2 separate regions of the Mus musculus genome follow, and region 2 is linked to region 1. A link is a loop called in an ENCODE intact Hi-C map of the cell type or tissue named here. Cell type or tissue: heart. All regions are shown on one strand. Each heading gives the region's core, and the rest is flanking DNA. Links, peaks and the distances in the headings are about the cores only. Region 1 holds the start of Tcte2 (t-complex-associated testis expressed 2). Region 2 has its middle 26 kb from the start of Gm24867.

Region 1 (12,679 bases), core at 4,680-12,679:
TCTCCCCAACCCAACTCACTTGAAAAATTTCAACCCACTTATAAATGTAAGTGTGCCTATAGTCCTAGCTTTTGTGGGGCTAAGGTAAGGGGTGCAAGGGTTCAAAGTCAGCCTGCCTTAGGAAGTAAGGAAGAAAAAAGTAAGGGAGGGAGGGAGGGAGGGAGGGAGGGAGGGAGGGAGGGAGGGAGGGAGGAAGAAAAATAAAAATCAAATACCCAACCAGACATCTACTCTAACTCTATGAAAACTCAAAGGTAAGCCGTACCCAGCCCGTTTGTAGACTCCTGTTTAGAATATTCATGTTTGCTTTTACATGTTAATCCATGGTCTATATGACCAGCTGCTTGAGAGAAGGCAAATTTGTGGTGGAAAAAAATAGACTAAATTATACTTATATCTCTTTTCTAAAATGCCATTTTTTATTTTACTGATATTTCAGCATTCCAATTCAACCTGCAATACTGTCTTCTTTAACAGCTGTATGGAAAATTGAGATTTAAATATTATCCTCTGGGGGAAAATTTTTAATATTGAGCCAGAAAATTTATTTTCTGGAATCCCAGTTCATGGTAACATCTAGGATCAAATAAAATTCTCTCATAAGCAGATGCTAAGAATAATGCTTTTAATCATGCTAATGATATGTTAAATTTCTCATAGAAACTACAACCACATATTATAGCTAATCGAGTAGAGTATCAGATTTCATTAATAGTGTATTTTTGGCCACAGTGTGCCTCATGCTAGCCTGCTGAAACTACGGTGGTCCCAATGACACTTTAAAGGATTTAGTATCTAAACAGTGATTGGTTTCTTCTGTTAAAAACATAAATCAATCTACAATAAACATTTATTTTACCACTATTGTTTACTTAAATCTCTCTGAGCAAACAAAGAGCATTAAATCAAGGATATTCATACATTTTAAGATAGAATCCTAGGCCAAAGTTAATTTAAGACAGATATGAATAACTTTAAAGTTTTCACTTCATAATGTTTAACTTTTCTTATAATTGATTGTTTTTTGTTTTTTTAGTTGACTTTTTTTAATGACCATTAAATTAAAATTCACTTTTAAGATTCAGGTGTGTGCGATGGTTTGTGCCTATAGTCCTAGTACCTCAAAGTTGTGGCAGAAGGATTAGGTGTTAAAGGCCATTTTCTACTACACAGTGAGCCTGATGTTGGACCAGACTACATGAGGCTATTAAAAAAAAAAAAAACAACAACAAAAAAAACCCCAAAACGTTAAAAAAGGTATTTTCTATGGTAATTAAGATTTACTTTTAGTTGTGTGTGTATTTATGCCTGTGGCCAAGTGTGGGTTTGGGCACGTGGGTGCAACACCCTAAAAGCCTCAGGGAGGCACTAGACCCCCTGAAGTGGGAGTTACAAGATGTTGTGAGGCTGCCCCTGATATGGGTGCTGGTAACTGAACTTTGGTACTCTGTAAGAATGCTGCACACCCTTAACCACAGAGTCATCACTCCAGCCAATCTGATTTATTTATTTATTTATTTATTTATTTATTTATTTAATTGACTCATTGTGTTGTTCTTTGCTGGCCTGTAACTATGTAGACCAGGCTGGCTTCTAATTCACAGAGAACCACCTGCCTCAGCCTGCCTAGTGTTCAGACTAAGGGTGTGTGCTACCATACCTGGCCTATCCTTGATGATTTAATGAAACTATATAGTGGTGTTTTGCCATGTTAACTGTCATGGCTGGGCATCTGCACCTAGAGAATGTACACATGGGTAAACATGTTAAGTGGAGATGTTTATTTATGTAGTCTTGTAACTACTGTCTTATAAGTCACAAATAAAAATATTCTCTGGAGCCGGGCATGGTGGCGCATGCCTTTAATCCCAGCTCTTGGGAGGCAGAGGCAGGTGGATTTCTGAGTTCGAGGTCAGCCTGGTCTACAGAGTGAGTTCCAGGACAGCCAGGGCTATACAGAGACACCCTGTCTCAATAAAACCAAAAAAAAAAAAAAAAAAAAAAAAGAAAGAAAAATATTCTCTGAGCATGTTCTTATGTTTCATAGCTTTGTTGTTGTTGTTGTTGTTGTTGTTGTTGTTGTTTTTAGTCCTAAGGAGAGACAACAGATCAGTGTAGAAAACTTTAATATCAGTGAAGAGTTGCACACGTGGTCCTGATGTGGGTTTTTGTTGTTTGTTTTTTAAACAACGTTACAAGGAAGGACTTGTTTACTTAAATCTGAGCAAACAAAAACCTTTAAATCAAGGATATTCATACATTTTAAGATAGAATCTTAATTGTTCAGGTAAGAGAACTGAGTTTCAGAAAGACAGTTGGGCATTAAATGGCCAAGGGCAGCTAGATGAATTAATATAAAGTCATATTGACTCCATCATTTCGAGATACAATTTCCAAGGAAGAGACAAAATGCTCCAGGTTAGGAAGTGGTGGTAGGAGCTCTGAGTGCCAGAGGGTACTTAGCTGGGTCTATGGAGATATTTGAGTCTAGATGGGCCATATTATCTTGCTTCCAGAAGGAATCTCAAATCTCAACCCAGGGCTCATTAGAACAGAACTTGATTTTTGTAAAAATCACTGTGGGGACTTGTTGGCCTTCTAGAGCCCATGTCTTGTGACTGTGACTGAGCCCTAGCTCCTGGTCATTGTTACATCTCCAATGTCTCTTTTTCTGGTCACTGCAGCAAGGTTAGAAAGGGCAGTCCACTGCTTACACCAGAGGTGACACGCTAGTTCTTCATGGCTCTCTGAACAAAACAAGTCACGGGGCTATGCTTATTTTATACAGGGTGGAAAGTGCAATTCTGTGAGCTCAGCAGTGCAAAGTTGAAGCCTGTAAACAACAGAGTTGGTCAGGATTTCATCCGGTGAGTATGAAAAGGGGGCTTTCATGCAGAGCGAAGAGGAGGTATGAAGCTGGAGAGGTACAGGGAGGGGGAGAAAGGGAGACAGATACTCTGCTTAGAATTCACACACAACACTGTAAGACTATAAAGCTGCAGAAAAAAACTGGATGGTTGGCTTTGATGCTAGGGTCTCACTGGCTGTGAACACAAATGGAACACTATTGGGAGCTGTGCTCGAGGAGGCTTGGTTTGTGATGACCTTGGAAAAGAGACCCAGTCTCAAGGTCAAGTGGAACCTGAAGATTTATTTCAGCCAATGATTATCAATCCCAAACCAGCATCAGACTCACTGAGGGAGACTGACACATAGTATGACTATACATTATCAACATGGTCTCAAACTCACAGAGATCCCTTGCCTCTGCCTCCCAAGTGCAAGGATTAAAGGGATTCATCACCACTGCCCTAATTTGTTTCTTTCTGAGACAAAGACTATGTAGTCTGGGTTGGCCTTGATCTGGTACTCCTAAGTATGCCCCACTATTCATTCCCAGCTTGCCCCCTCTACAATTTCTTAGATGCCACATTATCTTCTCATACTTTCCTTTAAGGTTACTAAAACACATTTACTTGTAAGCTCTTTTTCAGAATATGCTTTTAATTCCTCTGGAATGAATTTCTCTCTAGGTTGCCGACTGTGAAGGTCTTTTGGCACCCAGTCTCTTCGTGCACTTTAGGAATTCCTGGTTTGTTAGCTTCTGTTATGCTCAGTACTCTCTTTGCTCGGCTTCTTTCTTGCTATAAGGAAAGCTGTGGCTAAGGGAGCATCCTGACGGATGAATCAGATCCCCTCACTGGATGAGCTAGCATGGTTACTGAGTAGACAGCTGCACTGGATGGGCTAGCATAGTTACTGGTCAGACGCCTGCACTGGTGGCTTCTCTTCTGGTGCAAAGCTTTATATAATCACAGCTGGACGCTACACTTGGCAGTAGCTTTCTCTTCTCCACCACATTTCTAACCATCATTCCGCACCCAAACAAGAGCTTAGCCCTGTATATGATCTGTTTGCTACAGGTTGCAATGTCCAGCAGGACTCCCCCTTCGAGCCCCTTCTCGCTGTTGTGTATTCCCTTTCTGCCAGGGGTGCTCAGCCACATCCCAGTTGCTTCCATTACTGGACATCCACATTTCCTCCTTATTCCTGGTGTCTATTTAGGGCAAATATGTGGCAATGGCAGAGCACTCCAGAGCACATATTCACAACACTGTATTCACAACACCATCTTAACTGAAGGCCAGAGTCAAGCTTCCACTTCTCATGGCATTAAAATGTCAATAGCACGTTTAAAATGTTTAAGTGGCATGGCATTTTCAAAAGCAAGCAAAACCCTTTTTTGTTTGTTTGTTTTTTAATTTACAGATATGCAAGTAGCTAAAGAAGAGGTCTCTCTCTCTTTCTCTCTTTCTCTCTCTCTCTCTCTCTCTCTCTCTCTCTCTCTCTCTCTCTCTCAAGGGTTTCTCTGTATAGCCCTGGCTGTCCTGGAACTCACTTTGTAGACCAGGCTGGCCTTGAACTGAGAAATCTACCTGCCTCTGCTGGGATCAAAGGCGTGCTCCACCACTCCCGGCTAGAAGAGATTTCTCTTAGGGAACATTCTTAGGCACACTTTCAGAATTTCATGAACAAGGCATTTCTCAACACTGCCTTTTGTTTCTCTTATTTTTATTGTTGGTGAGGCATTGTTAAATGGCATTTTCTTTTCAGTTGATATGTTCTGTTTCCTTCTAAACTAAAATCTGTGGCTTGTGTGGCTCATGCCAGTAGACTATGCTGAAAAGGTGGAGGCCAGTCTGGGCCACACCTTTTAAAGCTAGGTGTGGTACTGCACACTTTCAATATCCACACCAGGAGGCAGGGGCACGGGTAGGTGCAATCTCTAAGACTTCAAGGCAAGTCTTGTCTACATAGTGAGTTTCATTCAGATCACCCAGGGCCTAGTGTTTGCTAGGTTTCGTACAGAGACCTTGTTTTTTTAAAAAAAAGATTTAATGGGAATTTACATTTTAGAGTATCAGCTTTCCAGCAAAATTAAACACACACATACATTCTTTATATAGCCCATATTAAATATTATACATATGTATAATTTTTAAAATTAGGTACATGAAAACATACAAAATAAGTTGATAAATTTGGTTTATTCTTATAGTATGCATTATGCATGCAATGTCTTCCTAGTACTGGTGGAGGCTTTGTAAAGATTTGGTGTGGAAATAAGGTTTATCATGTGGCTTATCTTGGCAGCATTTTATTTTTATGTTTTCAGTTTTGGGTATTGAACACAGGTAGATTCACTCTACAACTGCCTTGGCAGCTCCTGTCTATCCATACCAGGGAGAAGGTGATGTCATACTAACACTATGTAGTGGATCTAACCATTTGTCATCAAGCTCCACTGTCACGTCCCTCTTTTGAAACAGGGTCCTACTTTGTAGCCCTGGAACTCACTATGTGGACAGGTTGGCCTGAGTCACAGAGATCTGCCTGCTAGGATTAAAGGGCATGACCACTCCCTGCTTCTACGACTGTTTTCTATCACAATTCTCTATAAAGACTGCTTTCTGGAAATTTTACGAGGAATTCTAAATGTAACTAAATATCAGGCACTAGAAATACAACAGGATAGAAAGATTCTAAGTAAAGTACATACCCATGGAAACCTAATCTAGAATTCCTCCCTCCCACCCTTCTTTTCTCCCTTCCCTTGTTCCTTGCATAAAGAAACTAATCAACGTTGAGCTTTCTAGCCTGCAGGTTCTGAAAAGGAGTTAGCTGTCTGGTCTCTAAGGTTAACAAGCTAGAAGAGCCTTTGTATGTAGGGGCTTCTGTGGAAGACGATCTCTACATGAGTGCTGCCTCTGCCTTTATTACATCCTTTAACTTTACATTTTAAAGACCATCCTTTGATTTGATATATTAACATGATTTGTAAGCCGACTTGTACAAGTATAGAATTGAAATATTTCAACATTCTACTAACTTGCCAAAGTATTGAAGTTACTGGGAGTCAGATGATCTGTTGGTCATTAGACAACAGTTGCTGTGTGTGTCATTTACTTTTCTGGGATGGGTTGGTTCATCATCTTTCTGGTATTTCTTTCCTGGGGCTTGTGCAAACTGAGGCAGAAAAGGCTTTATTACATATAGATTACATATAGGTTGTGGAGATTTTCTTGAAGATGTATTTATGTATGTGTAAGTACACTGTCACTGTCCTCAGACACACCAGAAGAGAGCATTAGATCCCATTTCAGATGGTTGTGAGCTATCATGTGGTTGCTGGGAATTGAACTCAGGACCTCTAGAAGAGCAGACACTGCTCTTAATCGCTGAGCCATCTCTCCAGCCCCAGTAGGATTTTTGTTTTTAAGAATACTTTACTGAAGATGAATTTCAAAGGGGATATAGTTCAGTTGGTAGAGTACTTGCCTAGCATACAGGAAGCCAAGTATTCAAATTCCCAGTACAGCACAAGCAGGAAGTGATGGCATATAGATAGCCCTCCCCCCACCGCCCCAGCCCTGTTACTCTGGAAGTACAGAGGAGGATCAAAGTTCAAGGTCATTTTTGGCTACATAATAAATACAAGGCCAGTCTGAAAAACATGAGACTATCAAAAAAAAAAAAATGGGAAGGAAAACTAACGTTTATTAACTTATTTATTCTCACCTATTTTTCCCATTATGCAAGTACTGATGCTTTTTGTTTTTCTGTTTTTCGAGACAGGGTTTCTCTCTGTGTAGCCCTGGCTGTCCTGGAATTTTCTCTGTAGACCAGGCTGGCCTCGAACTCACAGAGACTCACCTGTTTCTGCCGCCTGAGCGCTGGGAATAAAGGCGGGTGTCACTACTGCTTGGCTCAGTACTGATGATTCTTATTGTTTAATATACAACTAACATATTTTAATACCTTTAAAAGGGAAGATCAAGACTTAAGTATAAAGTGGAAACTTAAATCTTCAAAAACCGACTAACCGGATTACAGTCAGCCTCATCTAGTGCACTTTGTTTGACTTCACATACAGTCTTTCATTGAATCTGTTTCTGTATTGTACGTGGTTAACAAAGCTCAGGGGGCTTTTAGGCTCTTCTTCCTTTTCCACATCCTGCTGTCAGGTGTGACCAGTCACCATGCTTATGGACAAAGAAGGATCAGGGCTTCATCTTTACTGTCATCTGAGTATCTTTAAGCATAACTCTATGATGCTGACGACAGAACCTAGGACCTCATGAACTTTGGAAACCTTTTGGCTTAAGCACCTGTCCCCTTCATATTCAGGATGTAGGCTGTTCTATAATGGCTACCTACATCCCCTCCGTCTTTTATGGATAGCACAACACATGACTCAGAACATTGTTTTGGTTCCCTTTTCTTTTTCTTCAACTTCTAGGAGGTCAATTCCTCATCCTCCTGCCACGCCTCCCTGTTCTTGGAACACAGGCCTGGCCTACCACTCCCCATTTATCGCTGCGTCTCAAACAATGAGGATTAGTGGAATAGTGGGCCCAGCCTAAAGCTCTCCTTGGTTGAACACATAATAGTTCGGGTCTTTTCGGCTGTGAGAAAAATCACAGGTATTCTGTAGATTTCAAGCCGTTATCAATATACTAAATACTTACAATGCATTATACTTTGGGAACTGGTTCACTTGTGAAGATGATACAGATGGAGCTTTTTAAAGTAAACCAGAAACCAAGGGCAGCGGACATGGATTTAGCCCTGCACTGTCTGTTGGCTTCTCTACATACATATTTCTTCCCATAAAAACAACGCTGCAGAGAGCCTTTCTCGGTCTCTAGCAATACTGAATGTTCCCTTTAACAACACAGTGGCATGGGTGTTAGTTGTCTAATTGCTAGCTTTGCAAATTCTGTAAAAGCCAGTTCTTCAGCAGGAATACAGCTCATGCTGTGAAAACCAGTTTACACTGGCTCTGTCAGGGGAACTCTGAGTGTGGAGGCTAGTGAGGGCCTTGAGCGGCACTGACAGTCGAGTCCACTCAGAAGCACAAGGACTTAAAGGCACAAAATGCTAGGACAGGAAGACACATTCATACACATATGCTTTTTTTGCAAATCGCCCCCCTTTAACTTCCAGAAGAGGACGAGGGGTCTATAGAAGAATTCATTCCCCATGGCACGAGTTCAACACCAGGCTCCTCTGCTGAAAAGCCTCCTTATGTAGCCTTGCTGCGCTAGTGCAGTCGCAGAGCAAACGGAGACAAAGCCCAGCCTGGAGGACAGATGCTCTTCTTTCTGACAAAAGAAGAAATCTAACTGGTAGAGAGAAAACATATCTTCTCACTGGAAAAGGGAGAGAGAGCAGAAATAAAAGAGGGCATGTCAAATACAGCGTATTGCTCTCTTAGCTCCGGTGAAGGCTTTCCCTTAGAGCATGCCAAACACCAATTTTACCTGGATGAACAGGGGAAAACAGCTCTTTCCGGATGTGTTCTCCAGCAAACAGATTGTTTTTGGCACGGAAGAGGCAATGAAAAAGACAAAGAAACAAACGTTCTCTAAACCCCAGAGCATTTGCTGTTCAAGATAATTTTTGGGTTTCTAGGTTCACCGGGAGGCTTTAAAAGATTAACAAAACTCACGCTAGTGTCTCTCTCTCCCCGTTCTAACTCAGATTCGTTGTTTTCCCCGAGGTGGCATGCGCTCCGCGGAGACACAAAGGGCGCCGCCGCTCCCTGGCCGGGGTTGAGGAATGCGGGGGATCCAAAAGGCACCCTGAGCCGGAGGAGGGCTCGGAAAACATTTGCACTGACGCTCACACACAACCATAATAATTTATCTTTCCTCCGGAGAAAGGTCAGCTGGGATTTGACCCCAGCAGCCAGCGCAGCCCAGGCGTCAGGGCCGCGGCGGGATGGCCGGCCAGTTCCGCCGGCCGCGCAGCCCACGCCCACCTGTCCATCCCGCTCTGCAGCTCCGGGTCGCCCCGCCCGTCAGGGCGCCGCCCCTCTGCTCGCCAGCTCGTCCGCCACCCCTGAGCCTGCCCAGGGCGGACCGAGCGCGGCCGCAGGACCGAGCGGCTCCGGTGAGGACTCACGCCTCCGGCACAGAGCGAGTGCGGCCCGCTGACACCCGACGCGCCCCTGCACGCACGCACGCGCGCGCGACCACGCGGCAGCACCTAGCGGCGCGGCGCGCGCTCGCGGGGACGCGCACGGCGGGCGGGCGCGCACGGCGGCGGGAGGGCGGGGGGCGGCGCTCGGCGCACCGGCCGCGGCTGAGGCGGGCTGAAGCGGCGCGGGCCGGACGCGGGCCGAGCCCGGCGGAGGACGCGCGGCGGCGGCGGCGGCGGTGAGGCGGCCTGCGGTGTTCCGGCCCGGCTGGCCCTGGGGAGGAGCGGCCGCGATCATGTCGGCGGGCGGCCGCGACGAAGAGCGGCGGAAGCTGGCCGACATCATTCACCACTGGAACGCCAACCGGCTGGACCTGTTCGAGATCAGCCAGCCGACCGAGGTGAGCGCCGCCGCCGCCGCCGGGGTGCGAGGGGAGGGGGCCCGCGCGCGGGCCGGCGACGCGGAGGCCGCGGGAGGCAGAGCGCGGTGGGGTCCCGCGGCCGCCCCTCCCCCGCTGGCCTGCCCGCCCGCCCGTCCGCCCGCGGACCCGCCCTCGCCCGCGGCCCTGTCCCCTCGGCCTCCGCCCACCGTACTGGCCAGCGGGGTCCCTAGGGGCGCTCGTCCTTGTCGCCTCCTGCGGTGCCCCGCCGCCCGGGCGGGGTCCAGGGCGGCTTGGTGGCCGGCGCAGAGGGCGGGCCGGCCACCTGCGCGCGGAGACACACCTGGACGTGCACTTGTGTCCCCGGGACTCCGCCTGGCCACCCACGTGGGTCCTCAGACCCCACCTGTGTCACCCGCATCCTTTCCAGGCGCGCACTTGTGTCCTCAGGCCCCGCTTGCGCCCACAGGACTGCACCTGGCCGCCCACCTGTGCGGCACGACCCACCTGTGCCCTCCCGGCCCTTACCTGCCAGCGCACCGGTCCCCGTCGCGGCCCACGCAGGCCGCGGGCCTTCCCCTGCGGGATGCGCTCCTCGCCGCCGGTTTCTTTGATGGCGTCTTCGAACCGTCGGGACGCGGATCTCGGCCCCTCCGAGGCCACGTGACCGGCCGATGCCCGCGGCGGTGTGAGCCCCGTGCGCCCCACGGCGCGCGTGCGTTCTAGCCCGGCGGGGTCCGGTGGCGCGCAGCGGGCAGACAGATAAACCCCTGCTCCAGCCCCGTGCGCTGGCGGTACGCAGCGGGGCTGCGGGAAGCGTTCTGGACGATCTTGGGGGTGGGGTGAGGGCCGGTATCCAGCCAGCCGGTTGGTACCGGGGAGACTGTCGGAGGAGTTCCGTGGCCGGCGGGAAGCCTCGGGGAAGCCTCCGTTAGACAGCGGGCCAAAGGGCGTTTGGTTAAGTTGTGGCTGGGCAGACCTGTTCCACGCGACCCCACACTATACCCAGGACTTGTGCCGGATTTGGAAATAGCTCTGGCTTTGAAACCTAAGAGGTGCTTGCTGAAACACAGCAGCCAGCGCTTAGCCGCGAACACAGATTTGGTAGATCTGAGCAGTCTTCTCAGATTGACTTAATTTTGCCGGTGGAGGAAGGCAGGTTTTCCTCTCCTTCCCTCTCACCTTCTTGTGAGCACACTTGACCTAGTTAGAGCCCTTTCTCTCGATCCCTATTTGACAAGCTAAGGTAAATTATTAGGTTCAGGTGGCCAATTTGAACACCGGTGGATGTTAAGTTACTCCTGATTCATAATTCATCTTCTGTAACGATTTTACGAGTTGTATTTTAGTAAGCAAATTTACTGTGTAGTTAGTGTTCGTTCATAGCCTTACAAGCGACTCTTTAGAAAGGAGCCCTGAATCAATATAGTTTCAGTATTATTTTGTCTTTCAGAATAATTAGCTTGATTTTTTTTTTTTTAAATGGCAGGATAAACTTTGCAAGTAAAATATTGCTAGTCAAGTGAATTCCCTTGTTCCTCCCCCTCCCCCAGAGTTCTTATCTGATTAAGAAAAGATGTGTTTTCTGTTGAGAAGTAACAGCTTAGTGTTTTAGTCTTAAATTGAGGAGTTAGCTTTAAAACATTTTAAATTAAATATTTTAGATTTAACTGGATTCTATTCTATAAGCATTCACTTGAAACTTTATCATTTTGGAGAGATGAACAGTAAAGTTGCATGTTTTGTGGAATGTTCCCCCCCCCCCCCCCCAGTTTTCTGCAGGTAAAGAGTTGTGTAGACAATGAAAAAAATTACAGGACTTAAATGAAATTATCTTTTTCATTACCCTCTCTTACATCTGAACATTTCTATTTTTAGAAACAACTTGTAATTGAAAGCCTTTCATAATGAAATTAATTTGTTTTCAAAATGTAATGGCTAGCTCACATTTTCTATTTTGTTGTTTTAGAGAATCTTTGAGTACTATTAAAATTATTCTGTTCAATTTGAAGCTGTTTTTTATTAGCACACTATATCATATAAGTAAGCTGAGTTCTATGAGTAGTGTAAGACCAGTGGCTGCAGCCTGTTGTGTCTGAGCTGCATCTGCAAACAGTTTTACCATCCTGTTTGCTTCTTATTCCATTTGGCTGTTACAATTAAGCAGGTTTCTACAAGAGGATAGGAAGTACACCAACCCCTGTAGATGTTCAGTGACCATTGAAAAGATTCCCTGCAGAAGTTGATTTGTGGGAAGGTTTAAGCCTTGTATTTGTTTAATTGGGCAGTCTTTTATGCTTGTTGGTGAGAGCATGATGAGTGTTTTCTATTGTTTGTTTATTTTGGTACAGTGTTGAGTGTCACCTGTGACTTGGTTGTGTCTGGTGGTGATAGCCACTGATGGATGAGTCTTCGCTTTCTCTGTGGGTTACATTTACCTTTAAAGAAAATGCATCATCCTGATTAAGCTTGCACTTCCCTTCACGTTTACAGTTCTGTGTAAAGGGACCCGTTCTGGGAACCAGCAAGGTGTTGCTGAGCAGTTTTCAGTCAGTCCTTAACTTGGGACTTGTGTACTTCTTGAAAAAAAGAGTTAACAGTCTAAACTCAACGTGAACATTTTATGACTGGGAGATTGATGTTAACTCAATTAATACCATGGCCACTATAGAAACTGATAAACATTTTCTCAAAGCATTACTGGACTCTTTCCTTTTAAAATTAGGGCTTTGAAATTAGGGATTTCTGATGATTTTAATGGGAGAGTGCCCCTTTGAATCTTTGTTATTTTCCAGTACTGTTTAAGAAGTCTTCTCTGGTCATCCCCAGGTCTTACCTAGACTTGTCATCAGAATTGCTGTTTTTTTCTCCCTCTTCATTACACAAGGCAAGAAATGAAATATTTATCCTTGCAGAACTGCTGTCTGTCACAGTTGGTACTTAGTAAGCATAAAGAAAGAAATATTGAATATTCCTGGCAAAAAAAATTATAAAAATTCATTGAAAATTGTTCACATAGTAAAAATTTGTTTTGTTCTGACTTTTGCATAAAGGTTATGCTGATAAACTTTGCTAAGTTACTGACTTTAGCTTCATGAGATACTTTTTAGTCATTCACTATTTATTTAATTCATTGTTGCCTTTTTGCCTCTGGGGAGAAATAATCCAGAATTTGTGTACACCCACATGTGTTTTATTATAGGTGAACATGATTCATTCTAATTCCTTGGTTATTCTTGAGAAGTCATGTGATGATATTACACATGATGTGTGCAAAAAATAACATGGAGAATTGCCAGGAGAGGTGGACTAGGAAG
Region 2 (12,679 bases), core at 1,572-9,571, 59 kb before region 1:
GACCATACCTGGTCACTTGATCTGGCACTAACCAGTCACAGGAGACAAACCTGGTCACCTGATCTGGCACCAGCTAGTCGCAGGAGACCATACCAGGTCACCTGAGCACACAAGAAGGGACCTCCTCTACCCCATCTCTCATTCTCAGACTTATCTCAAGAAAAAACATTTGAAAAGCATTTCTCATAAATTGTGTCATGGGCTGGAGAGATGGCTCAGCAGTTAAGAGCACTGAATGCTCTTCCTAAGGTCCTCAGTTCAAATCCCAGCAACCACACAGTGGCTCACAACCACCCATAATGAGATCTGACGCCCTCTTCCGGTGTGTCTGAAGATAGCTACAGTGTACTTACATATAATAATAAATAAATCTTAAATAAGTAAATTGGGTCATTACTTGCTTTCCCTGAGTTAATGGGCTCTAGAGCTAGGCTGAGCTCACACATAGGTGGCAGTCATAGGCCTGAAGCCAGCTGGTAGGACCTTAGGACCACGGTGAGTTTCCTAGCATCCACTGCAGCCCTATTTTGGGGTACTGTTAGACACTTATATTCCTTCCTCCCAGCCCCACTGGAGGAATTTCGCCTGAAGAAATTTGAAAATAACAGCCTGTTGGTGTACTGGGCTCCAATCCCAGGTCAGCTCTTTGTAGCCTTTGGCTGGGTTTCTTCTCACAAGGGCACTCGACGTGTTGCTTGGAACACTGGGAATGTCCTCGACATGAGTACCTTTTACCAGCTCTAAATGTGAGCTCTCCTTAACCCTTTTTTGCTCAGTTATGAAAATATCAGCTCCCTGCCCCCAGAGAATGAGGCATGGAAGGGAACTTCCTTGGCTTACAAAGTGTTCCTCCAGGAACCCAGAGCTACAGCAGACCTAATGCTGAAAAATCCATGAGCTCTAACTCCAAAGGACTCGGGACTTATCAAGCTTCACGTGGCAGCTCATATACAGTTGTATTCATAATCAAAAGTAACCCTGATGGCCTTCAGACAAATAAACAAAACTGTGCTACAGCTGAATGCATAGTGGAATCTCATTTAACACTAAAAAATAATAATCTCGGGGCTGGTGAGATGGCTCAGTGGGTAAGAGCACCCGACTGCTCTTCCGAAGTTCAAATCCCAGCAACCACATGGTGGCTCAAAACCACCCGTAATGAGATCTGACTCCCTCTTCCTGAGTGTCTGAAGACAGCTACAGTGTACTTATAATAAATAAACAAACAAACAAACAAATCTTTAAAAAAATAATAATCTCTCAAGCTTGACAGGAAATAAAAAACTTACACGGTAGAAGAAGCAATCTTTTTGAAAAATTTTTATTTATTATATGTAAGTACACTGTAGCTGTCTTCCAACACACCAGAAGAGGGCATCAGATCTCATTACAGATGGTTGTGAGCCACCATGTGGTTGCTGGGATTTAAACTCGGGACCTTCGGAAGAGCAGTCAGTGCTCTTAACCACTGAGCCATCTCTCCAGCCCTAGAAGAAGCAATCTTAACTTTAGCTCTACAGTATTTTGACCTCAGTAAGGCCAGTGGCTACCTGCGATTACGTGGGAGGAGGTGCATCTTGGGACTTGGATGTTCTGTAAAAGCCTGTGTGTTGAAAGCATGGCCCAGGGCTGGAGAGATGGCACAGCGGTTAGGAGCTCTGACTGCTCTTCCGAAGGTCCTGAGTTCAAATCCCAGCAATCACATGGTGGCTCACAACCATCCGTAATGAGATCTGACTCCTTCTGGAGTGTCTGAAGACAACTACAGTGTACTTACATATAATAAATAAATAAATAAATAAATAAATAAATAAATAAATAAATAAATCCATCTTTAAAAAAAGAAGAGAAAAGAAAAAGAAAGCATGGCCCTTGGCTTGGTGCTATTAAAAGTGAGGCCTGGTGGGGAAGTGTGAGATTTGGCAGTGTGGAATGACTGAGGAATATTGGGACTCCAGGCTCTTGTCTGGATCTTTGCTCCTAATTGACACGAGGTGAACAAACCATGCCATCTGTGCAAAAACCATAACTATTGTCTTAAAGGAAATAAGAGATAGTTCGTTCTGGAGCTAGTCTGAGTGACCATGGTTCAGGAATACAGACTCCAAATCCCAAGCTTCAACATGAAAGCAGTCTCATGAAGTTTTATAGTTTTACAAAAATCATAAAAATGACAGTCATAAATCAAGGCAAGTTTAAAATACATTGTTGGGGACATCAGAGAAGTGGTAACAGCAAGATGGAGTAGCTTTCCTATCAGCCCAAATGCTATGTGATGGCAGTCTTAGCTTTGGCATTGGTGAAAACTAGTAGTCTGTTAATAGATTCCAAAAAGTTTTTTATCTATTAGTCATAGGTTTTTAGCTCTTGCACAGAAATGGACAAGGAATAACTGGCTGTTCCAGAGGGCTAAAGCTAGCCTGAGATACAGTAATTGGCCTCTGGACCTGCAACATTCCAGTTCTGCCACAGTTCTAAAAGCTTTAATCCACCAACCAGTCTCTGCAGACACAGCTTCTTCTCATGAATTCCTGGTCACAATCCACAATCAGCTGGGGACTCAAACCTCTAACCGTGTGAGCCCGAGTAACCCCTTTTTTTTCCTTTCTGAGGTTGATAATTTCAAGAAGGTTGTTACACTGGTAGAAAGCTAACTTGGGAGGGGTGAACAGGCAGAAGCCAGGGACTTTCAGGGCAGTGAGAACTTGCATGTACAAAGAAAAGTCACTGTACTCTCAAGGGACACCAAGAGTAAACCCTAGCCAAATGTGGACTCTGGGTGGTGGTGGGTGCGTAGACACTCATTTGTGCAGCAAATGTACTATTGAGTGTTGGAGATTGGTTCTAATGCTTTGGTTCAACCAGGAATCTGTGTATCCCAATGCTAAAGGTCCTTGTCCCCAACTGGTTTTTTGATGGATCAATAAAGATTCCAGCAGCCAATGCCTGGGCAAAGGGAGCAGGGGCGGAATCCTTAGAGCTGTGTGGGCTGGGACACAGTAGGCAGGAGGAGAACGAGACTCCCCAGGACTTGGGGGAGAAGGATGGGACGCAGGAGCTGCAGGAGAGAAAGCCAACCAACCAGGTGAGAATTCAGGTGGGTGGTTTAGGAGAGCCTAGCCTTTGAGGTAGTAAAGGCACTTTAAAAATAAGCTGAGGGGTGTGTGTGTGTGTGTGTGTGTGTGTGTGTGTGTGTTTCATTCTTGGATCCAAAGATCTCCTGAGTGGTGGGAAGCACGACCAACCGGAAGCATAAAGCGGTGTAGCAAAAACTCACCACTACAACTGAGACATTGGGGAAAATGGAAGGCTTTGCCTGAGGGGAGTAGGTCCATGGGAAATCTCTACATCCTCCTCTCAGCTTCTCTGTGAGACTAAAAATTCTCCAAAAGAATAAAGTCATTTTTAAAGATAGCACAGCCCGAGAGATGGCTCATTGGCTCTAGGCATACACTGCCAAGCCTGATAGCCTGAGCTCAGTCCCTCGTGGAAGCAGAGGATAGACTCCCACAGGCTGCCATTTGACCTCCACACACATCACATGGCACACATGCATGAGCAAATGTAATTTACTAAGTATAATTAAAAACATTTTTGGGGATAGCTGCCATTTACTGGGGCCTATTTTGTGACAGCCACAGGACCAGAAGTATATTGTCTCAAATGATATTCAATAAAATATTAAATTCATGTGTTCTGTTTTTGTTTTTGTTTTTTGAGACAGGGTTTCTCTGTGTAGCCCTGGCTGTCCTGGAACTCACTCTGTAGACCAGGCTGGCCTCAAACTCAGAAATCTGCCTGCCTCTGTCTCCCAAGTGCTGGGATTAAAGGCGTGTGCCACCACTGCCTGGCAATTCATGTGGTTTTTAGAGACTGGGAAACTGAGGGATGTTTGTGTCTGAGTGTAGTTGTGTGTCCACCCTCCCTCTGTGTACAGAAGCCCTCTGTCTGGGCTGGGCTGTCCTTCATGCGACCTGTCATTCCTCTTCCCTACTATAGATCTGACAGGCCATACCCAGGAAGGCCACTGTAGAGACTGTCCCTCTGCTGTCCCCTGAGGCTGTGTCCAAGACTATTGACTCTCTGTCACATGGAACAAGGGGACAAACCCAAAGTGGAAGAGAGGCAGGAAAGGACACTCATCTTTCCTTATCAACCCCCTCCCCCCCCCCCCCCCGTGGCACAGTGTGCCCGAAAGCAACAGCTTGCCGGTTCTACATTCCAACACCCAGACTCATGAGCTCAACCTTATTCCTCATCTCCTTGTCGGTCAGCCCCTCCACCCGCTGAATTCCACGGTCCCTCCTTCTGGTCTGACCATTCTGTCTCACCCTTGTTATCTAGTCATCTGTTCTAGGAGCTTCTCCCACATTGTCCACCTGTGTGGGGAACTCCAACTTGGAAACTATTCCCAGGCTGTTGAGCCAACACAGTCCTGGGCGGGGATTCCTGTTGCATTCCCTGAGCGAGGAAGGAAGTCGTGTGTGGACACAGAAGCCTTCCTGAAACCTTTGACCCATATCCAGCCCCACTGTTTGATCCTCTTCCTCCGAAGTAAGGCATTTTTCAAAGACTATGACTGGGAATCGATACAAGAACCCTCCTAAAGTTGCTGGCCCTCCATTATCCCTGCTCCACAGTGGACTCGGCCTCTCTCAGTGTTTGCACAAGTGTGGGCTTTCTGGCCAAACAGCTCATTTTAGACAAAGGCCTAAATTCATCCAAAGAGGCTGACATTCAACCTACTCCACTCTATCTTTTTTAACTCTACTGTGTCCTGGACTCAGATTTGACATTGTGCAACTTCCTGACAGTGTCTGGCCATTATCCTGGAGGGAAAAGGCTATTTAAGTCCCTACTCACAACCATACCCATTAGCCACAACAAAAACAGGCCTTTCAGTGCCCAGGATGGTGCCCTGAACTTGCTATGCCCTTGTGATCTGGGTTAAATTACAGTACTTTCAAAGCTACTCCCCAGTGAGCCTGCAGAATGTGGAGCTGGCTGGCTCCGCCCTCTTCTATGCTTCGCAGCGGCAGCTCCAATCCACTTGGATGAAAGCTGAGTGAACAGGGAGGGTGTGGCCTGGTGCCTGGGACCTCAGACCTAGAGGCAGCCTCAGTAGGGCCCAATACTGCAAGGCTTCTGAGGCCTGAGCAACACAGAACCTTGAGGTGTCTGGAGCCATCCAACTCCCCTCAGGACACAATCAGCATGCAGAGGTAGAGCACCTAGAGACTGCTCCAGGGTCCTGTGTTTAGCACATATACCTGTGAAGTTAGTGAGCAGGGTGTCCTCATTCCACATGTTAAGAGCACCCCAGAGAGTTTCTGTAAATTCCCCAGGATTCCAAAAGAGTGAGACAGAAGTTTACACCTTCTGCTGGCATCCAGCCCAGCCATGCTGTCAGGGTCTGAAGAGACAATAAAGTATGCGAATAACTCCTCAGAGCCCTCCTGGCTGACCCCTGCCTGCTCTGACCTCACATATGTAAGCCCCTCCTGTGGAGACCCTGCTCTCAGCCCTACAGAGCCCTGGAACTGCCTACCAAGCAAAGGTTTGCAAAGGCTGCCTGCAGCAGGTGAGGCAGGCTTTCTCCTGTTCGTTCAGCTGTCTTCTGGTTATTCGTCTCCTCTCTGATGTTCTGTGTGTATGCTCCTTCTTCATGTCAGCCCATAAGATAGCTGGAAGCCCGTGTTTCTTGGCTGAAAGAGCCCATCCTGGAGAAAGTCCAATGCACGAAGCACACAGGAGACAAAGTGAAGTGGGTTCCTTGAACCCTGGCTTGGGGATCTCACTGGGGAAGCTGGATTGCTCCTGTGCTGCTACCAGACACAGATGAAGGTCAGAGCTGAGCCTGCAACTGTGCTAAGGACCTTCGCCACCAAGGCTTTCTGCCACACAGATGGAGAGTCCATGGTTTTTGTTTGTTTTAAGGCTCATTTATTTATGTATATCAGTACACCCTTTGCTGCCTTCAGACATACCAGAAGAGGGAGTCAGATCCCATTACAGATGGTTGTGAGCCACCATGTGGCTGCTGGGAATTAAACTTAGGACCTCTGGAAGAGCAGTCAGTGCTCTTAACCGCTGAGCCATCTGTGCCCCTGAGAATCTGTGTTTTAAATTGAGCAAACATTCTTCTCCTACCATTCCTCTGAAAAGATGTGTGACCTGAAGAGGCCCTCACACTTCTCTAGGGATCCAGCGGTGTGGGTGGCCCAAAGCCACCACTCAAACCAAAGAGCTGCCAGCAGAGTCTGGGGATGCAAGGGTGTAAAAGCCCCCCTTTCCCTGGCCCCATCCATAACGGGAAAGGTCCTTTGTAACTTGAATTGAAAAGGGAATTATGGGTTCTGCCCGCACTGATACCAAAGCTGTTATGTGGACCTCAGGGTCCTCCTGACACCCCACTTTATGTCAGTAAAGAGAACACAATGGAATGCAGTGCCTGGGAGTGGTAACCACAATATCCACACTGCTTTGGACAGATATTCACCTGGGGCAAGATGGATTCATTGCAAAGATGAAGGAGACTGCCACCTTCTGTAGGACATACCATACCAGCAAGCCTGCCTACCTTGGTGGACCTGAATAGTGACAGAGACTCCCTAGATCACTTTCCCAGCCCCTCTGGTCAGCAGAACACCTTATCCTTTTTTGCTCGCCAGAACAGCAGACTCCATTAACTCAGAGCAACAACACTACGGTTTGCATTCTTACTCAGCGGCTGCTTGTCATCCCACAAGGTATAATTATGTTTGTGTGTGTAGAGGTGGTATATGTACATTTCCGTGTGTGTTTGCATGTGTCTACGTGTGCATGTACGAGTGCATGCATGCATGCACGCATGTGTGCAATCCCGAGGTTAGAGTGGAGTGTCTTCCTCAGTCACTCTACTCCTTAGTTTTTGAGATAAGAGTCTCTCACTGAACCTGGCTTTTACCAAGTTGATTGGATGGCTAGGCAGTGAACTCTAGCTGTCTCTACTCCCTATGCCCCATGTCCAGTTTTGGGGTTACATCACACACACACACACATACATACACACACACACACACACACACACACACACACACACACACACACGCACAGAGCCATGCCTGGCTTAAATATGGATACTGGGAGTCTAAACTCAGGGCCTCATTCAAGCATAGCAAGTACTGACTGGAGCCATCATCCCAGCCCCTAAAAAAACAATTGTTTGAATAGATTTTTCAAAATAAAATGTCCTGCCAGGAAAGTCTCCTCTGGCTCAGAGACTGTCTTCCAGTGAATGAGAAGACCACAGTGACCCAGTACTGGCTGCTGTTCGCTGTTTGGTTCCCAAGTTTTGATACCAACTCTCCTTGGGTGAGCCTAGCCAAGCTCTCCTTGGAGCCACCTAGCTGTCCCGCTCTTAGGACACCCTGAAAGGCATCCCACCCTTGGGAGATGTTGGGAAAACATCTACAAGCACAAATGCTCAAGATCTTAGAAAGTGTGGAGAGATTTTCCAATAACACATACCCAATTTGGTAAATTATAGTACCTTCATAAGGTGGAATGCCATGCCGTAGTTAAGCCTTGCATTGCAAAATAATACTCAGTTGCATGTATCCTTTTTGGTATGTATTAATTACAAATATGTTGACATGGAATACCCACTATAATCACAGTTCTGAAGAAGGCATAGAGCAAAGAGGAGGAACCCAGGGATGACTACTGAAGTCTTACTGGTTCATTTTCTTCACACACTTTTGCTCACATTCAACGTTTTTCTGCAACAAATTCACACCCTAGAAGAATGGGGATGGTGAGTGCATGACGGGAGAGGCAGAGCCTATTGACCTACTTGCTGGCCCATCTTCACCAGTGAGCATCAGTCTCATATCTGGTTTGTGAGGGCCTGGCCTAGCCCGTATGTCACAGTTTGTTTTCCTTGCTGAACTTCTCCTAGAGTCGACTTGTGAATCATGCAAAGCACACATGTGGGGGAAACTTGAGTTCCAAAGCACTCGCCCTTAGTCAGAGGGGGCAAACCCTAGAGCTCAGGAGAGGCTGGCAGCTCACAGCTGTGTGGCCTGTCCATGCCTGAGGGAGCTCCTGCCTTCCACAGGAGAAGGGGCTCAAGCTGAACTCAAGGAAGAAAAAAGGAGCCAAGCACTTACCCGTTTTTTCCCTTTGATTTTTGGATCCTCCGCCCAAGATAAACAGAGTCCCTGCATGTTCCGTGGATTGTCACTCTCTCCTACATCAACTCCAAATTCCCTATCACAACTTTGTAATCAAACCTTCCTCTGCTGTTGCTACAGCTCAGGCCTCCACACAGATGCCCCACGCAGATGCCCCACAGGGTCTGGCGGTCCACAATTGGCTTCTCTGGTGCCCAGTGATGCTATTGTTTATGTCTGCCATCTGTCACTTTGTTACTAAATGGTGTCCTACTGCTGTGAACACCATGCCATTGGTAACTCACTTCCTGATTACTGGACATTTTGTTTCCCATTTGGGATTGTTTCCAGTTTGGTCTGCCTTGTAAATTCCAGAACAAGCCTTTGAGTGGATGCAGATTTCTCTGTTTCCTTGGGCGAGAGGGGGATTGTTAGATTATAGGGAGGATGTATGTTGGGACTGCCGGGCTTTTGGTTTAGGGAGAGAGGGGTCGAACCTGGGTCGAACTGCATGCTAAGTGTTAGGTTGGAACCCCTGCTGGCCCCAGGGTTTCTTCCCTTCCCCCAACCCCTCCCTCACAGGGAAAAAACTCCAGGCTAACAGGCTATCACTCCTTATCTCCAAGTTTCCGGCTAGGCATTCTAGAGTGCCCACCCAGGGTCTCAGTTTTTGACCACATAAGGGCACAATCCCAGCTCCTCGCTGATAAGTTATCAGTTCTCACCTAAGCTCTATAAAACCCCCTGGATGTGTGACTTCACTGACCTCTACCTGTGAACCCACTGAAGAGCTGCCTTCTAATAAACCTGCCTTTAGCTAAGTTTAATCTGCTCTAGTCTGGCCTTTGTGTCACCAAGGGAGAATTAAAAAAAAAAAAAAAAAAGAAGAAGAAAAGAAAAGAAAAAAAGAACCTATCACTAAGTATGTGCTCTACCACCAAGCTACAGTCTTGGCCTTGAGAAGTGAATGTCTGACTTTAGTCCGTGCAGGCTTCTCATCAATGTCACCGTCACCCTAATGATGCTCGCCGCGGCTTTAATTGATACCTCTGTGTTGATGCACGATGCCAAGCATCTTTTATCCTCTTGGTTTCTGTACGGTGTCTTGCCCCGTGATTGTTGGTTTGGAGCGCCTCAGCCTGGATCCAAGTCTTGCAGTCACGTGTCATGCATAGCTTTCCTCTCAGGCTTGCCTTGCCTATTAATTGTCTTGATCTTTTGAGGTTAAAATTTTCATTTTTTGTTTGTGGCCAGCCTGGTCTACAGAGTGGGTTCCAGGACAGCCAGGGCTACACAGAGAAACCCAGTCTCGAAAAAAAAAAAAAAAAAAAAACATTTTTCATGAAATTCAAATTCTATTTATCACCCATCTCTCCCCCCCACTAACCCTCCCACCCAACACCCCTTGTCACCTAATGAAGTCTGTTGGTGTCAAGGTGAATAACACCAGAGATCGTTACATGCCTGGTTTACAAGGATAACCCTCTACACCTAGAATAGTGCTCAGAATTTTTTTCAATAAACACGTGTTAAGTAAGTAAATGAATGAAAGAAGGCTGAGTGAGCAGATGATGGGATGTGTGGATAACTTAGTAACTAAATGAATGAAGCATTATGTGGGAGAAATGCAAATGTAAAAGAATAGATTCCAATCCCATGCGTGCGTGTGCTGCTGGGATGAGCGCAGCAGAAAAGCTAGTGTTGTGGGTGATGCAGAAAAAGAAGAGCAGATGCCAGAGGCTCTAGGTACCTCCTTGGCTTTGCAATGCCCACATTCCAAATGTTTTCATTATTCCATTTATTTCTTTATGACAAAAAAGGTCAAATGTGTTTATCTTCATCCATAGCAAGAAAACATGGGCCACTGCCTTGTCTTGCTGCTAAAGAGTGAAAGAGTTGGCTCACTCTCCATTGCCTCGAGGGAGCCACTAACAAAATATTTGCTTCCCAGCTCCATGACCTTGGCTCTATTAGGACAGAGGCCTTGGGTCCATGGGGAGGAGTGCTTCCACCAGGGAGCAATGACAACAATGACTTCATTCAGCTGGAAGCTAAGATGTCATCTGGCCACTCAGGGGTCCTCATGCATCTGAGTCAACAGGCAAAGAATGGGGGTGGGGGCCTGTGCCGGCTGCAGGGATACTGAGGATGGTGCCAGGGAAGGCTGGGATGCTTTTCCAGCACAGCCAGGAAGAGGAGCCTGGGATGTAGCAGCTAGCTCCCTGCGGGAAGCTCTCACTCTTGCCACAGCCAGGTCTTGAGTTAAAGATTACTGAAAGACTAGACTTTAATTCAGGGGTGCGGCCAATGGCTTAGACCCTTTAGAAGTTCAACAGACAGCCAAGGAAGGTGCCTGGTGAGAGCACAGGGAGCTAACACAGCAGACTGCAGAAGAAGAGAGGGTGTCCTCTATTTACACCAGGAAGAGGGTGTTACCTCAACAAATCTATCATTAGTTGAAAAGATTAAGTCAAAAAATACATTTATCTCAATGGTAGGGTACTTGCCTCTAGTATGTATGAGGGCCTGCCTGTATTCAATACCAACATCAAAATAAATAATGAATAATTCACAAAGCTGGATAGGAAAGTCCATATCTGTAATCATGTGTCTTGGGAGGCTAAGGGAAGAGAATCACGATTTTAAGGCCACCCTGGGCTACTTAATGTTACTATGTGTGGGGATCAGGCTGTGCCCTGCTCTAAATTAGTTCATATGTATAATCTATCCAGGGGCTTTCCAGCTGAGTTGTAGCTAGGTGGCTGACTCCATTTCACGTAGCAGATCTTGCCTTCATTTTGGGTACAAATGCAGACACAATGACTCTGAACCTTGCTCTGCACTGTGTACTAGCACCAACCATGAGACACAGACTGACAAATAATAACCCTACCATCTAAAAGGGTACCACCCTATAAACTTATCATAGCTAGGGTGGGAACATTTGAACACACAATATGTTAAAATCATATCAGAAAAGCCAGGTCCAAGAAACTATCAAACACACCAAACCAACAAGGGCTGTGACACCCTCACCTGGACCCAACTAAGAAAAATAGCACCAGACTGATGGTGACCTAGGGCTATCTGACCACCCGATGTGTGTCTGCTCAGCATGGCTTCCATGCTTCGTGTGGTCCACTTGAACTGTCAAGAGAGGCAATCAAGGGAAATTGCAGCTTATAAATTACAACATCAGAAACCAACATAGCACATGAATTTATTGTAATTCAATAAATTCTGACATTGGAGAAAAACACAAATGCTTCTAAGTTTCCTGGCATAGAACACTCATAATACTTTGTCTCAATAATAATCATAAAATAATAATACACCTAACACACTGAGCACCACGCTTAGCAACGTGTTGACTCATCCTTTGTATCCATGCATGGCTGGCCCCTGCACTGCAAAGCATGATGGGAAGATACCATAGCAAGGATTCCCAACCTTAGAAAAAAGTCCTGAGCACAATTTCCACTGACCATCGAATGAAAATGAGGACAGGAAGTTTTCGGAGTATGGCTGAGGAGGTTATTATTATTATTATCATTATTATTATAGATATGAGGAAGCGAACATGAGAGGGGACCAGGAGAGGGAGAAGAACCAAGAGAATGAGGAGCTAGAGGGCACAGGAAGACCAAGAGAGCACATGGCCAAGATGGCTGAGTTATATAGGAATCAGAAGCTGGGAGAAGGGAAGCAGAGTTCAGAGGAGAGAGGACAGACTGCAGGGGTGAGAAGTCCTGAGAGGAGCCAAGACTCTATTACAGGTACTTGAGACGCTGAAAGAGCCTGGCCCCCAGTGTCCTCTTTGATATCTTAATAGGTACTTCAGCCATTTGTCCTGGGTTTCTTTGACGTTTAACAATCATCAACTTACAACACTTGAAAGTTGACTGGTCACAGTCGCTACAAGCCACTCACAATCTGTAGCTATAAATACTGGTTTGAACCTCAAGACCAGTTGTAGTTGTGGGACTGAACTATTGTGGGACTTCTTCCTGATTTTATTCTTAATGTTTGTACCTACACCACTCTTCTTTCTTCATCTCACCTGAGATGAATTGACAGCAAGCAACTGCTCATGACAGTTTGTGACACATAGGCTGTCAAAGGGAAGAGTGACTCTCAGCCGATGTTCGGTGTGCTCCCAGAAAGCATGGTTAACTGTGTGTTTGGTTATAAGTGATAGAACCATTGTGGGTAGAAGAATGGCTTTGTGGTTGATGCTGACTTGCCAAGGGCAGGCTGTGAGAGCTAACTCATGTGTCATCTAGGTTGGTCAGACACTCTGTAGACGCAGCCAACACTGCGAAAGCAACTACTTCAAATAGCATCCATCATCACCAATCTTCAGGGAGGTGCTTGGATCATCAGTTTGTAGGCACTCAGGCATGAATGGAGAGCTCCCAAGTAAAAACCCTCCATCAACAGGTGTTGCAGCTTGTGACAGTGGTCCAGCCGATCCTGACTGGTGGCCTGCCCTGTAGAACTGCCCATCCCCAACAGCCACATAAACT

The links. Hi-C counts contacts between places; a loop is a spot of excess contacts. Peaks named below come from ENCODE experiments on the same cell type or tissue, not always from the same donor. Only the 100,000 strongest peaks of a DNase experiment are listed, where the experiment ranks them.
Region 2: it touches region 1 in a loop (5-fold over the local background); 6 of 42 quality-filtered maps call a loop at or near these places.

What each region holds. Positions count from the first base shown.
Region 1 is chr17:13,751,396-13,764,074 of GRCm38, forward strand. It overlaps Tcte2 (t-complex-associated testis expressed 2), which reads right to left and starts at 10,008. Exons shown (of 3, transcript NM_022311.3): 1 at 9,891-10,008. Afdn (afadin, adherens junction formation factor) reads left to right here and starts at 9,146. Exons shown (of 33, transcript NM_010806.1): 1 at 9,146-9,383. The coding sequence starts at 9,279. In heart, for the core only: no CTCF peak of the experiment used is centred there; DNase peaks (open chromatin) are centred at 8,946, 9,706 and 9,876; H3K4me3 peaks cover 4,844 bases; H3K27ac peaks cover 3,880 bases.
Region 2 is chr17:13,695,426-13,708,104 of GRCm38, forward strand. No RefSeq gene overlaps it. Among named protein-coding and RNA genes, the nearest start is that of Gm24867, 26 kb to the left of the region's middle. In heart, for the core only: a CTCF peak has its summit at 5,996 (motif pointing right); DNase peaks (open chromatin) are centred at 4,446 and 5,026; H3K27ac peaks cover 5,413 bases.